2 separate regions of the Homo sapiens genome follow, and region 1 is linked to region 2. The links are chromatin contacts, found by Hi-C in ENCODE. All regions are on one chromosome and are shown on one strand. Each heading gives the region's core, a stretch centred on a gene start or an enhancer-like site at or near the end of the contact. The rest is flanking DNA. Distances are from core to core; before and after follow the strand shown. Region 1 holds the start of SEMA6D (semaphorin 6D). Region 2 holds the start of DUT (deoxyuridine triphosphatase).

Region 1 (2,737 bases), core at 1-2,500, 610 kb before region 2:
TTAACTAGGGAGGAAATAGTTCTCCGGATGAGTCCTGCAGCAGTTGCTTGGGGTGTCTTTTTTGAGTTCCTTTTCAAGGCTGTCCTTGGAAGTTTCAGAAACAACGAGGACCAGGGTATTTTTCCTAAATGTAAACATGTAACTGTGTTTGGGAGAAAGCAGGAACCATTGAGGAAAGGAAGTCCTTTCTGCGCCCCTCTCTTCTCTCTTTCACGGTAATTAACCATACTCAAATGAAAATTAAGTTTGGCGGAAAAAGCTCTCTTCTTTTTCTTTAAACAGGGGCATCATGGTTCATTCTAGCCATTTAGAGCCCTCAGTGATCCATAATTCAACTGGAAATTAATAAAACACAGCCCGTTCTTGGAAATGAAGTTTGAATTAAAATCCTCTTGTTTTGGAATATGTGACTTTTTTTTTCCTTTCATTTGTGACAGTCAATTTTAAATGATGTCACTTCAAGGACATTTTCATTTCTCCCACAACATATTACATGAAACACTTGCCTGTAAAACCGGGTCATTAGCCTGCAAAATTATACTGTACAGAATGGCTTTCATTCAAAGTAGAAATGGGATTTTTAGTAGGCAATTTCTGTATTTTATAAAGATAAAGCAATGTTTGATTGCTTTCTTCCCAGCTGTTTTGCTTAGTGGTTATAAAGAGAAATGGGGGGCGGGGGGGTAATGTGGGGGCGGGTTTGTAAAGATGTGCTTAAAAAATAAATCTTACACTGGAAAACTAAGGCAGAACTTCACGGAACAACTGCGCCCGCAGCTCTCCTGGGCTGCAGTGATTTGTCCTCTGGGTTCTGGAGGAAAGCTCTGAAAGAAGTGAGCGAGAGGGAAAGAGGGAGGGAATCGAAAAGGTTGCTTCGCAGGCTGCAGCACCCACTGCGAGCTGGATGACTGAGGCACTGGGAGTTGCTAGAAGGAGCAGCTACTCAGAGGTGGGGAGAGGGAGGGTGCGCAGCAGAGCGCCGGAGAGGAGGGACGCGGAGGCCACCGAGGGGTCAGCAGGGCCGCGGCGCCAGGGTGGGGGCCTCCAGGCGGCGCTGGCCACGGTTCACCCGCGAGGGCGAGCGCGCCCGGCCGGCCGCGCCTCCTGCCGTCCGTGCCCGGGGGTGGGACCCGCGCCGGGAGCTGCCGAGTGCGTGGAGGGAGCCAGGCTCCGGCTCGCCTGATGGATTGACTTGGAGATGGATCGAATTACACCATTTGCCGTGCATCGGTTTGTTTTGCTCCTGCTCTGTCCCGCTGCTGCTGCTGCTGCTGCAAGGGGTGGTGGCGAGTTTCAGGATTCTATCAAGGAAGCCAAGACCTAAGGAGACAGAGGGATATCTATTTTTACAATATTTTTCTTTATTTTCTTTCTTCCTTGCGCGTGGCAAGCTTTTTTTTTTCTTTTTCTTTTTTCTTACCAGCCTCCCCCCAATGAGGTAAGACCGTTTTCAACAATTTGCTAATGCTCTTGTGGCGCCCGGTGGGGGTCGGAACCTGAGATCCCGAATCGCTGTGTGTGTGTGTGTGTGTGTGTGTGTGCGCGCGGTGGGGGTCGGAACCTGAGATCCCGAATCGCTGTGTGTGTGTGTGTGTGTGTGTGTGTGTGTGTGTGTGTGTGTGTGTTGCCACTGGACAGTTGATTTATTTTCCAAGCTGCTCTCTCTGCCTGCCGTGCAAGGGACGCGCAAAGGGCTAGAGAGGTTTGGCGGACGCGTCAAAACTGGCAAAGCTGGCGGCTTAGGGGGAGGGGCAAGTGGACTTGGAGGCCCTCCTCCACTGTGCACCCCCTTGGAAAAAAAGCGGAGGGGGCATCAAGTAAAAGTTTCTTGCCAGGCAGAGCCAGCTCGGCGTCCCCCGCACATAGCTGGGGTTAGCAGGGGTTGCTTCTCTGCCGGGCACAGCGTCTCCAGGAGCCAGCCGGGGAGAGCTGAGCCAAGGCCGAAGGAGCCGCCTGCGGGCTTAGCCGCCCCCTCCCGCCCGTTGGCCCCAGAGCGGACGCTGGGACGCCCGGGGTCTGGCAGCTCTGCGCCCGGCTAGGAGCGGGCGGGCGAGCATTAGCCTGCGTCCTGGAGAAGGGGCGCAGCGCCGCAGTTGAGGCCGGAGCAGCCCCTCGCGGGCGTAGGATACCTGTCAGTGAGCGCCCGGATTGCACGGCCCCCGGGTAGTGCCTGCCGGCGAGGGGCGGGAGCTCGGGTGACTTGGCCATCCCCATCCCCGGCCCAGGCCCGGAGGGCGGCCGCTTCCCACCGTCCCTCTCCCCTTACTGGCAGAGCGCGCTGCGGGCGGACTCCCGGGCCCGGAGCAGCCCACCGGCCACCCCACCGCCCACCCGGCTCCCGGTGTCTCCTCCCGGCCGCTCTACCCAGCAACTTTCCGTGCTTTGTTCCCCGACTGGAAATGCTTTACGGAAGCGTCTTGGACAGGGTCTCCGCCAGGCGACAAGAGCTCGGTGCTGAGATGTGTTACGTTCTCATCTCCCCATCAATTATGGATGGAAACAAATAAGGAAGAGTCAATTTTGCTGAGCCCCTTCTCCGGCAACGAGAGGCGTTCTGCAGCCGGGAGGGAGCCGCCGCTCGCGCCGGCAGCCGCTGGCAGGGGCATGGTGAGGAGGAAGGTAGGGAAACTTTTATTTCCCGTCTTGACAGCGGCGGTGTTTGTCCCTGGTCTGCAGAAACTGATACAGTAGCCTCCTTCCTTGGGTAATTTAGGAGGGCTTGAAGCTTCTTCTGTCA
Region 2 (2,859 bases), core at 166-2,665:
TAGATTATGGCCGTTTCTCTTTTAGTCTAAAATAAACTCAGCTGAAAAGTAACAATAAACACTTTATGTATACAGATTAACAACAAAAAATAGAAGGTAACCTGCTTGGTGTTAGATATTGTAATAAGCCAAACAAGTAACTTTTGTGTAAACACTGAAGTAAGTGCTTTGAAGAATTCATAAAAGTTTATGACTCTAATTCATGTGAGAGATAAAATGCATATACATCAGAAGATTACACAATGAAAGTATATGGCTAACGACTAATGAATGATATAGTAAGTGTTAAAAGAGATAAGATGGGGCAGAGGTCACTACTGATTGTAAAAAGTTTCATGAATGAAGCGAGACTTTTATCTGGGTCTAGGAAAATGAAGTCGTTACAATCATTACATCTTAGTACAAGCAAGGAATCAAATAGTATGTCTCTCATGTGAACATTTTAAGTAAATAACTGGAGAAAGTACTTCAACAAAATAAGGGAGCAAAATAATGTTGGCTCAAAATGAGGTCGAAAAGTTGCAGGGCTCGGATCGTGTTGCTAAAGGCATAAATTTGGGAGTCCTCAAGCTGTAGCTAATAGTTAACGTCCAGAGAAGGTAGTGTATATTCCATAGCCTCATGCAAAGGAATTCCAACTACGAAGACGAACCAGTTAAGGAGACCGAAAAGGGGGGGCCTGTATGGAAAGGCATAGCAACGAATGTAAAATTTCCCCAATAATACTCTAAAACTGCCCCACAGCTTTTTTAATTTTGAAAATTCAAAACCATTCAATTCAGCTCGCAGATTTTTGTGAGAAATAAGGAGATACTTGCAGCTCAGAAAAAATTATTAACAACTATCTAGAAAGTTACTGCTTTATCCCCCACTGTAAACTATACTACCACGACCCGGGATCCTTGTTCGACTCCTAGCCAAGGGGTTCCCACTGCGTTTCTGTTGGGTTATCCCAAACCTGTGATAGGATAGTAGCGCCCTCCCTGCCTCCGGTCGAATAAACACTACAACGTCTGACACTCGGTGCTGAAAGGAAATCGGGCGCGGTGTCTTGCCCACAGCTTGGGGAGCGGCCCCGGGCGCAATAACTGTCACCGGCGCCGAGATGCGGTTCCGGCGCTTAGGGCGCCGCTAAACTCAGAGCCCGGGAGTCATGGCTGCGGGCGGTGCCGCCCCAGGTAAATCAGTCCAGGAGCAGGGCCCGGGCCTGGCGTACACTCTCGGAAAAATGGGGGCCAGAGCAAACAAGAAGAGCGAAAGCAAGAGGGCTAGGCAGCCAGAGGCGGCAGCAAGACTCAAGACGCCAACGGCGCCGTCTTCCTGGGGCCCCAGGGCCTGCGCCATCCCTGGGCTGCCGGGGCACCGCCTCTCCACGCCCCTCGTCCGGCGGCGGCTGCGACTGCTTCCGAGGTCATGTTCCCAGGACGGGCGCGTCTTCAGGGTGGAAGCCTGGCGCACGTCCGGAGGTGCCGAGGACCCAACCAGCCCAAACTCTGGGGGAAATGACTCCCCTCTGCCCTCGCCCCGCGCTCTGCTACCATTTCCTTACGTCTCTGCTTCGCTCAGCGATGCAAAACGCGCGAGGCGCACGGCAGAGGGCCGAAGCCGCGGTACTCTCCGGGCCAGGCCCGCCCCTCGGCCGCGCCGCGCAGCACGGGATTCCCCGGCCGCTGTCCAGCGCTGGCCGCCTGAGCCAAGGCTGCCGCGGAGCCAGTACAGTCGGGGCCGCTGGCTGGAAGGGCGAGCTTCCTAAGGCGGGGGGAAGCCCGGCGCCGGGGCCGGGTAGGAAAGGCGGGGGAGGGGCTCCGGCCGTCTGGAAGGAATCCACGCGGCTTGAGGCTGTGGGGGAAGTAGGGTGGCGAGCGGTCCTTCTGCGCGCGGGGGGCGGGGGGGGTGGGGTGGTCCATTAGGGTCCCCTGGCGAGGGGGCGGCTTTCTAGTGTGTGAGGGCGACGCCCTAGAAGCTCCCCTTCAAAGTTGGCCCCACGCGCTGAATGTGGAAAGTTGACTGGGACCCAGTAGTTTCCCATCCCAAACCTGCTTTCCGAGAAGGGCTTCAAACCCAAAATGTGAATCCCGCCTCCCCTCTCAGCCAGAACTGTGGACTCGTCCCGGGGAGGGGCGGTGGGTGGGGCGGGGCTGGCGGGAAATTTCGGTTTTGGCGCGCTCCCTGCGGCGACGCTCATCGTGCGCTCTCCTCTTCCCCCGGTGGTCTCCTCGCTCGCCTTCTGGCTCTGCCATGCCCTGCTCTGAAGAGACACCCGCCATTTCACCCAGTAAGCGGGCCCGGCCTGCGGAGGTGGGCGGCATGCAGCTCCGCTTTGCCCGGCTCTCCGAGCACGCCACGGCCCCCACCCGGGGCTCCGCGCGCGCCGCGGGCTACGACCTGTACAGGTGAGCGGGGACCTGCCGGCGAGGAGGCTGGGAAGGGCCGGCCGTCCGCTGCCACAGCTAGAAACAGTCACCGGAGAGATCACAGGAACACACTAGCTATAAATAGGATTTCTGCCTTTTTCGTGTTTAAAATTTTAGCTTTCATCTTTGGCATAAATTAAATAGAGATTTGGGCAAAGACTGCAGAATAAGTAAAATAGCTATACGGTGTCTAGCAAGGCGTTACTTTGCAACGTTTATTGTGCCCTTCCTAAATAGAAGATAGAGAGGAAGGCCCATGGTGGCTTTCGAGTGGCCCGAGGGTGATGCTGTGCTCAATAGAAAAACCAAGGTGAGAGCCTAGATGTGAGCGTGAAAATACCTAAGAAGGATGAACGAAGATGCATCTGCCTTAAAAAGTTATTTTCTATACATTCATCCGGCCCAGGGCGGAATTTGAGAAGGCATCTGAAAACGAAAGGCAGAG

What was found. Hi-C counts contacts between places; a loop is a spot of excess contacts on that map. Pooled maps may share reads with other maps.
Region 1: a loop to region 2 is called in a map of ascending aorta, with 8 times the contacts of the local background. The contact joins the promoter of SEMA6D here to the promoter of DUT in region 2. A Hi-C loop is called at or near these places in 3 of 168 maps with a recorded cell type or tissue (ascending aorta, gastrocnemius medialis and head of caudate nucleus) and 9 of 50 pooled maps.

The regions. Positions count from the first base shown.
Region 1 is chr15:47,716,255-47,718,991 of GRCh38, forward strand. It overlaps SEMA6D (semaphorin 6D), which reads left to right and starts at 1,251. Exons shown (of 19, transcript NM_001358351.3): 1 at 1,251-1,438. RefSeq lists a silencer at 1,078-1,372.
Region 2 is chr15:48,330,014-48,332,872 of GRCh38, forward strand. It overlaps DUT (deoxyuridine triphosphatase), which reads left to right and starts at 1,416. Exons shown (of 7, transcript NM_001025248.2): 1 at 1,416-1,782; 2 at 2,255-2,393. The coding sequence starts at 1,503. DUT-AS1 (DUT antisense RNA 1) reads right to left here and starts at 1,843. Exons shown (of 3, transcript NR_186809.1): 1 at 1,550-1,843. RefSeq lists enhancers at 924-1,450, 1,451-1,975, 1,899-2,193 and silencers at 1,639-1,848, 1,899-2,193.